Regions from separate parts of the Homo sapiens genome. Here region 2 is linked to region 1. A link is a loop called in an ENCODE intact Hi-C map of the cell type or tissue named here. Cell type or tissue: Caco-2. All regions are shown on one strand. Links, peaks and the distances in the headings refer to the core of each region. The heading gives the core; the rest is flanking DNA. Region 1 overlaps ATP11C (ATPase phospholipid transporting 11C (ATP11C blood group)). Region 2 overlaps ATP11C (ATPase phospholipid transporting 11C (ATP11C blood group)).

Evidence for each region. Hi-C counts contacts between places; a loop is a spot of excess contacts. Peaks named below come from ENCODE experiments on the same cell type or tissue, not always from the same donor. Only the 100,000 strongest peaks of a DNase experiment are listed, where the experiment ranks them.
Region 2: a loop joins it to region 1, with 4 times the contacts of the local background. A loop is called at or near these places in 1 of 110 quality-filtered maps.

Annotation. Positions count from the first base shown.
Region 1 is chrX:139,842,531-139,846,931 of GRCh38, reverse strand. The region is part of intron 1 of ATP11C (ATPase phospholipid transporting 11C (ATP11C blood group)); the gene reads left to right. Among named protein-coding and RNA genes, the nearest start is that of MIR505, 80 kb to the left of the region's middle. In Caco-2, for the core only: no CTCF peak of the experiment used is centred there; no DNase peak of the experiment used is centred there.
Region 2 is chrX:139,901,270-139,905,670 of GRCh38, reverse strand. The region is part of intron 1 of ATP11C (ATPase phospholipid transporting 11C (ATP11C blood group)); the gene reads left to right. Among named protein-coding and RNA genes, the nearest start is that of MIR505, 21 kb to the left of the region's middle. In Caco-2, for the core only: no CTCF peak of the experiment used is centred there; a DNase peak (open chromatin) is centred at 2,260.

The DNA.
Region 1 (4,401 bases), core at 220-4,219:
TGTACAGGCATTTTCAGTAAATGCCATGTAAGCAGTGCAGAGTGCCACAGGAGTCACTGGTCAGTCGCTTCCACCAACCGTTTCCTTTTGCAGATACTGCCTGGGTCTGAACCTGATTAAAGTTCTACATTATAGGCTTCCTACTCCAAATCCTAATGTTTATTCTAACTAGTATCAGTCTGTTTCAGTCAAAATACAAACTATAACAATGAACACGCTATTTTAGAAATGTAGCCAAAATCCTTACTTATGATCTATGATTATGTTTCTTTTAAATTTTAAATGTATTCCTAGGAGTGAACGAAAGCGTTTCTTCATAGTGTTTTATGGTCACCATTAGAGCCCAAATCCTGCTTTCCCTATAGCAACTGGGTGGTTGTGTTTTTATTAATCTATTAATTTATTTTAAAAAAGAAAAAATAGCAGCAAAAGTAAAGTAAACCTTAGGAGTTACACAATGGATTGCATACTTAATGCTATGGACAATTGCTAACCCAACCTTACTTTAACATTTACAAAGCCAGTTTTGATTAGCTCTTTATTCCTAGTTATCAGATATACTCCATTTCTCTAAATTAAGTCCAGAGGTGGTCCTTACTGAGATTTATAGCCACTGATACCACAAAGTCTTATAATTTAGCTGTTTAAGAATTCTTTTGGGTAAAAATAATTTAGGAAGGAAATCTAGTGTTCACCAGGTTGGAAACAACTGGACATTAGTAAAATTGAAGCTCCTTAGCAAAGCTTATTCCGGTTTGTTATATAACATACCGATTAATAGCCAGAGGTTACCTGGATTCATACAAGAGGCACTGTTTCTCAAGGTCAAGCATTGCATGGCCCTTTATTGCAACTTTTCTTTTAAATATGAACGTATAAGTCAGACTTATTTTTGGATGATCATAGTGAAACCCGAAGATCCATAATGAAGTTTATGTGACAGAGATCCCCACACAACAATCTGAGCGATCTCTATAGTGGTGTACAACTTCCCTGTTGCTTTGGCAGTTTCTTAAACGTAATTATTCCCAAAGCAAATCTATTCAAGCATATTTAAAAAGAATGGGACAGTATTTGGCAAGCATAAGCGTGTTTTAAAAGTGATTCCAAAGATTTAAAGGTTTTAGCTGTAAGAATGATGGATAATGAGAATTGCAGAAAATTAGCGAGAGTTCTTTTGCCAAGAACAGTAGTTTGGGAAAGCTTTGGGCTTTAAATAGAGGGAATTATGAATAAAGACAGTAGTTGATAAAGATGAATACAGTAAAAATTAAAGTGTTGTTGCCTTTAAGAGTATTTTATGTATAAACTTGATTGATGTAAACTTAATTGTTCAATGTTTAAAAGCTCTAATTAATGTAGTTTATACTTAGTATGAAGCACATCAAGGTCTCCATTTCCTCTACTCACTGGAATAATTGAACTATATATTCAGACTTCTCTCACTGCTTCACTCCCTACATATATTCCCCTTTACTTTTCTCTCAAAAATCCCTGACTTCTCCTGATAAAAATAAATTGCTTTAAACATTTATTGTTAATAAATGCATTAATGAAAAAGCAGAAACATTTGTGGTGGTTTCTCTAGTTTTTTAAAGCAAATCTCTGTAGGGGTTCCTAATTTAGTTCTGTTCCACGTTGCCCTCTGGTCACTAAATCAAACACAGAGCCACTGCTGCTTAGGGAGCTGGCATTCTAGTAAGGCAAGCTAGTGCTAGGGCACTAGCTGGAAGCCTGTTTTGAGCTGACTGGAGGCTATGAACCCCCTAAAGAAAGAGACAGGGTCCCTTGGGCCTGAGGCTTATCGGTGATGGGAGGAAATGTTGGGTCCAGCCCCTGGGGAGGTGAGGTGCACTAGAGAAACTGAGAGGCAAACAAGTGTGTCCACCAGGACCTAATGTTGCTCACAACCCCTTAACCACTTAATCATCTGTCATTCTTTTAAGTAAATACCTGCTTATGCTCATTTTATCGTTTTGAACATTCCATCTTCAGGGTGCTAACTTGACAAATTTTTGGTAAATCTGTGCAATATTAGATAACCACAGGAACCTTTTTATTCAACTCCCACACTTTATGAATGGGAAAACAGACTCAGAGAGGGGGAACTGAGATAGAGTTGGCTTTCTGGTAAGATAAGCTTCCTAATTTAGCATGGGGATTATGCTTATCACTGTGTCTAGCTCATTCCATGTTCTTTAAATATTTGTTTCAATAAAATGGGATAGGCCTTTGGATTAGGGGATCTCACAAATACACAGGCCCCTACACACACACAGATTATTGATTTGATTTGGAAAGAATGATAGGAGAAGGTGAATGTCTGAGGCCAACCATTTGCAATTCTAAATCTGTGGCCCCCTTCTTGTTCAGAGCTGTTAGCTGCTCTGACCATCTTCTCCTCTTTAGTTAGGGTGCTACCAGGGCAGTATGGAAGGTTTCTTCCCACTGCTTGCCCTGCATATGTGCTTTCTTCTTACTCGGCACCAGGCCTTTCCTGCATTGCAGGTATTGCAGGGCCACGTGGTATGACACAGTTGGGTGAATTTGATTACACATGCTGTTTATTTTTGCTTCCAGTCTAGTGCTTACCCAGAGCCCTCCACTCTCTGCTACTCCTTGCATTCAACCCTAAACTGAGTCATTTATCATAACCTTTGCTGAACCTTTTGAAGCTGATTTTTCTTTCCTTTTTGCAAGCATTTTGTTTTATTGAAGTCTTGAATGAAGTCACAATGTACTATTCTGTCTTTTGTTCATATGCTAATTAAGAAGTGTTATCTAGTTAGCGTGGCATAGTTCATTTACAAAACTATTCATGGTCATTTTGATTTTATAAGGTTTCTCTCTGTTTCTGTTTCGCAAAGACTGTATATATGTTTTTTAGTTAAACAAAGTTAATGTTAATTTCTTTCATTTGTGCTCCCTGAGTTTCAAGTGTAATAACCCTGCAGATATATTTCACCTATTTGTATTAGAATTATATTTTTTTCCATGGACATCAGTTTTTTTTTTTTTTCTTTGTCAGAAGCAACTAGTTATTGGCAGCAAAGGAATTTATTATTCCATTGTGCTATATAACACAACTAACAATTTTTTTTCAGTATTTACAATATGAAGGCACTGTTTCATAATTGCTTTATAAGTTGTCATCAACATAATCACCCCCTTTGAGACTGGTGGGAAAACTGAGACATCACATGGTTAAGGAGCTTGCCCCAGGTTACATAACTAATAAGTGGCAGAACCAATATTTGAACCCAGATATCTGGCTGTAGAACTGATACACATAGCCAGTATGCTTCTGTTCTTCATCATCCCTTGTACAGGCTCTTTGAAACAACCTGGTAATTGCCATGCTCTATGAAAAAAGGCCATTAAAATTGCAAATATTGGAGTACCTCTGATTTTTGAGCATCAAAAATATACCCATCAGAAGATATTCATGAGACAGTTAAACATTGAGGCTCCAACCTTGTTTATACTATATTTTCATCTCTGGTCATACATAACTTGATGACCCTTGGTGATCTCAAATGACTCTAAATGATACTCTGATTTTGGGGCTAGGCCTGTTTAATCAAATGAGTGAGCCATATCTGTTTGTAATTCTTCCATCCATCCATCTTTCCATCTGTCCATCTATAGAATTCTTCATCTGCACGTAACAGACACTTAGGTGTTACTTATCCTTACTGCAGAAGAAGTCCTGTTGTATCCTAAGAGAATAAGACACAGCTTCAAGAATCACTGGCTGATCACCTTGAGGGGAAGCCAGTTTGTAAGGGTTCGCCAATTTTATGTATCTGCAGCCTTCCATATGTTACAGGGACTCTTAATTAAGCTGCTGAATTTGGCATTAGTTGAACTTTCAGTTTACTTTCAAGGAGAGTCATGCAGACAATTCCAGTCCAAGAGAACAGCAGTTGGGAATAAACTGAGATACTTGGCGAGAAAATGAGGTGGGAGTTGAATTTGATGACAGCAGAGCATTCTTGCTGGAGACTACTAGTGGAAAATGAAGTTAGAATGGCAAGGGAAAGTAAGGTTTGTTAGAGTAGCTCTGAAACCAAGCACAGTATACAACTGAAAATAAAATTCTCTTGTCATTGTATGCAGACTCTAGCTTTGGAGCCTGGCACGTGTGAATTATACAAAGATTTTCAAACTAATTTGATCGTATTCTAGATCACAAGAGGCCAAAATTACCCAACGCTCAGACACATTAATCTCTTGGAAATTTAAGACAAACTCTACGCAGCCCCAGTCAGCCTCTACATTTCAGCAACTCTTATTCCTTTCTTCTGTATTTACTTAGCAGTGCGCTGCAAATATACTTGTATACTTCCTTCACTTATGTCCTACTTGTGTTTCCTGTCAACTCTATGAGATTGTAAACTT
Region 2 (4,401 bases), core at 156-4,155, 59 kb before region 1:
TTTTTAAGGATAACTCATTTGTTTAATGAGCCAAAAGAAAATAATTTTCTGCCTATTTTTTCTCTAATCCCCTTCCTACTTACAACATCCCTAGGTTGGAGTACATAGATTGTCTTTGGGATTTCTTATTTTTGTGGTAAATTATGTTTCACTAGGGAACTTACAGTTTTAGAAGGGAGATAAGAAACATTGTTATATAATGAAAATACAAGACAGAAAGTGACAAATGCTATGAGAAGGTAAAAGTAAGATGCTCCTATAGTTCAGAGACTATGGCATGAGATGAATAATCCTGTCAGTCTGCTTCCACAAATGTGAAAGGAGACATTAAAGCTACCTACGAGCTTAATATATAATGCTCTCAAAAGGAATTTTCCATTCTTGGAAAAGGGAAACATTTGATCTGTCATCCTACTGTTTATTTTTGTAAGCCCCGTCTTTTCCCAGGCACAGATAAAATCCATTGTTTTCCTCTCACACTATGCCATAGGGAAAAATTCAATTCAGATTGGAAAAAGCACTGCTAATCACTTCACAACATTTTGTAGAGTTAGCCTTGAATCTTTCTTCCTTTCCCTCACTCCGTCTTACCCAGTCCATCACCCAATTCCACAGATTGTGGTCCCCTGAATTGTTTTTTTGGATCCACTCTTGCTACTCTTATTCCATCTCTGCAAAGCAGCTAGGCTGACTCTTTTTGAAACATACATTAAGTTAGTTTCTAGCTAAGAATCCCTAGTAGCTCCGTTCATACTTAGAGCACGATTCAGACTCCTTACTCTACCTGCTAGGCTCTGCATGCCTGCCTGCAACAGTATCTCTGGCCTTCTCTGAGGGATCTACCCTCCTACTGTATTCTGTTTCTACTGTGTGCGGTCTTCCCACTATATGGAATGCTCTCTCCCCGAGGACCCCATTTCTGCTCCTCCTTCAGAACTAAGTTCAAGTGTCTTTTCCTTAAAGAAGCCTTCCCTGACCCAGGCTAATGTCAGACCACCCAATCTTACAGGGCCTCATAGTACCTTGTACTTCTCTTATGTACCTCTTCCTGCAATTGTAATTAATGAATTACGAGACTAGTTATTAGCCCCCCTCTACCTGTAGAACAACATCTAAAAAATAAAAAAGCATATTATTTTTTCGAGATGGAGTTTCGCTCTTGTCGCCCAGTCTGGAGTGCAGTGGTGTGATCTCGGCTCACTGCAACCTCTGCTTGCTGGGTTCAAGCTATTCTCCTGCCTCAACCTCCCGAGTAGCTGGATTACAGGTGCCCACCACCACGCCAAGCTAATTTTTTGTATTTTTGGTAGAGATGGGGTTTCACCATGTTGGCCAGGCTGATCTCGAACTCCCGACCTCAGGTGATCCACCCACCTCGGCCTCCCAAAGTGTTGGGATTACAGGCGTGAGCCACCGTGCCCGGCCAAAAGCATGCGTGTTTTAGTTTACTCAGTACTCCACCCAGTGCCAGTGTCCAGTCTAGTTCTGGGCACTGGAATAAATGCTCAAAAAATATTTGTTGCAAAAGAAAAAGCAGAAAATTCACAAATTATGTAAATTTAGTTTTGAATTTTGTTTAGGTCCTTACATTTGATCGTAGGTTTTCTAATTTTGTTAGAGTGTTTACAAAAGACAAGACAGTGTATCACATCACCTGGGAGCTGTTAGAAATGCAATTCTCAGGCCCCTGATTCAGACGTACTACCCCAGAAACTCTGGGTAGGGCCTGGCAATCTGTATTCTAACAAACCCTCCAGGTGATGGTGAGGCATAATAAAATTTGAAAACCGGTGTTCTATAAAAATATTGAGTGAAGGTTGTCTTTGCCCTAGTTCAGGCTGCTATAACAGAATACCACAGACTGGGTAGCTTAAACAACCCAGAAATTTACTTTTCAAAGTTCTAGAGCCTGGTAAGTCCAAGATGAAGGCTCTGGCAGATAGGATGTCTGGTGAGGGCACTCTTCCCGGTTTGCAGACGCTGTCTTCTGGTTGAAATCAGAGAGAGGGATAGCAAACTCTTTGGCCTTAAAAAAATTTTTTTTATAGTTAATTTTTTTTTTTTTAATGCTTACCGGTTTATTATAAAGGGTACTACAGAGGATACAGTTGAAGAGACACATAGGGTGAGATATGGGAGAAGAAGCTCAGAGCTTCCAGGCCCTTCCTGGGGTTGCCACCCTCCAGGAACCTCCACGTGTCAGCTATCTGGAAGCTTACTGAACCCTGACCCCTTGGGTTTTTATGGAAGCTTCAAGACATCAGCATTCCTTCCCCCAGGGTATAGGGTGGGACCCTTGCATGGAAGGCTCTTAAGACCTACAATAAGAAAGGAGGGCAGGAAAAGGTCAGAGGCCTGCCCCCTGAGTCCTAACACACCCAACATTATAACAAAATGCTGTAACAAGGGCTATGGAAGTTATGAGCCAGGAACCGTGGATGAAAACCAGTATATACCATAATACCACAGGCCACCCCCTGGTTTTTGACTATGGATTTTTCACATAAAAGTATATACTATGCACAATCATTAATAATTACTTCAGCCCATCATAGTATATGAATGTCTTCCAAGATGAGGCCACTCCTGTTTGTGGGTTTCTTCTCAATCTTGTCAGCTTCCAAAAGCAGGAGTGGCCTTGGTAAATATATATAGCTTTACCCTTTCAGGCATCTGGGATTATTGAGCTTATAGACAATGTTATCTCTTGCTCTGAGACTCTTGAGTTGGTAACATAATATTTAATTTTCCTCAATATCCCATTTATTCATTTCTTTAATTTCAGCTAGTATTTCTCCTTCTCTCCGTTGGTACACTAACTTTTTCAACATTGGAAGAGACATTAGAATTGTCACTGTGCTGGTCTAGATAGCAGGCAGCAGTACAAGTCTGGCAAGTACCTCCTCCTCAGTCTACTCAGACAGGGTAAGGTTACAAAGGTGTAGAACTAGTGAGCTATTTTTACCACCAGGCAATATAGCTGCAATCACAGTTAGCCCCAATTTTGCTAGATGGATTGAAGGCACAATCCATCATGACCTTAGGAATTTTGACGTAAGGTTTAAAAACATAGTTTGTTTTTTGCTTAGAAATCATCCCTGCTGTTCTAACACTTGTACTTGCAGCCCTGGTCCTAGGGCCATTGCATCAGGTAGGGGAGAAAAAATTAATATTTTTTTCCTGAGGTGATTTGAGGAAGAAAGAACAAACTATAGTCGTTATGTTAGTGTAGTCCTCCCTTGGCAGGAACTACATAGTCATATCAGTGTGAACCCCAGATATCTGAGATAGGTCCAGTTAATTTAGGAAGTTTATTTTGCCAAAGTTAAGGATGGTCTGTGACAGCCTCAGGAGGTCCTGATGATATGTGTGCAAGGTGGTCGGGGTACAGCTTGGTTTTACACATTTTAGGGAGACCTGAGACATCAATCAATATGTACCTCGGTTTAGTTGGGAAAGGCGGGACAACTTGAAGCTGGGAGGGGCCTTTCAGGTCATAGGTAGATAAGAGACAAAAGATTGCATTCTTTTGAGTTTCTGATTATCCTTTCCAAAGGAAGTAATCAGATACACATTCATCTCAGTGAGCAGAGGGATGACTTTGAATAGAATGGGAGGCAGGTTTGCCCTAAGCAGTCCCCAGTTTGACTTTTCCCTTTAGCTTAGTGATTTTGGGGTTCCAAGATTTAATTTCTTTCATACTGGCATCTTCCCCACCCCCTCTTCCCCAGATAAACCAGAAAAACAGAGGAAAAAAAAATCTATCAGGGACACTCTAGTCCCATTCATGTTGAGGTGTGAGCACACACTCATGAAGGTGTGTAAGCCAGCCCTTCATGCTTTTATCTCCCCGTTTTAGACAACCAAGGTTTCAGTTGCCCATTCTACTTCTCTGTCAAACTGTTACACTAAGGATATCTTGCTACTCATTGTTGGACTTTGTGGGCTGTACAGTGTGTTCCTTGGTCTGAAAAAATGATGGCCAGCCATCCAAATCTATACAATATCTTCTATATTTTTTTATGGTACTCTGAGCATTTTCATCTTCCATTAGATAAGCAAAGCCCACTCCAGAGTCAGTGTTTATTCCTGTCAGGTCCCATTTTTAGCCTCCCCACGGGGCTACCAGCATTAGTCTCAGTTGCCAGCTATGTTCAGGGCCTTCCCACCAGAGAATCTGCCCCGCAGCCATCAGCAATCTCTGTCTCTTTTGCTGAGAAACAGAACAGTTCTTTCTGGCATTTTGTGCCTGAGAGGGTGCAAAAGGAACATGTCTAGATTCAGCCCATCACTGTAGTGCTACAATACCCCCATATCCACTCATTTCATGGGCCCAGGTGGCCACTTCAAGGGAGCACACAGGGATATCTACTTGTCGATTCCAGTCAACTTCCAAACCTG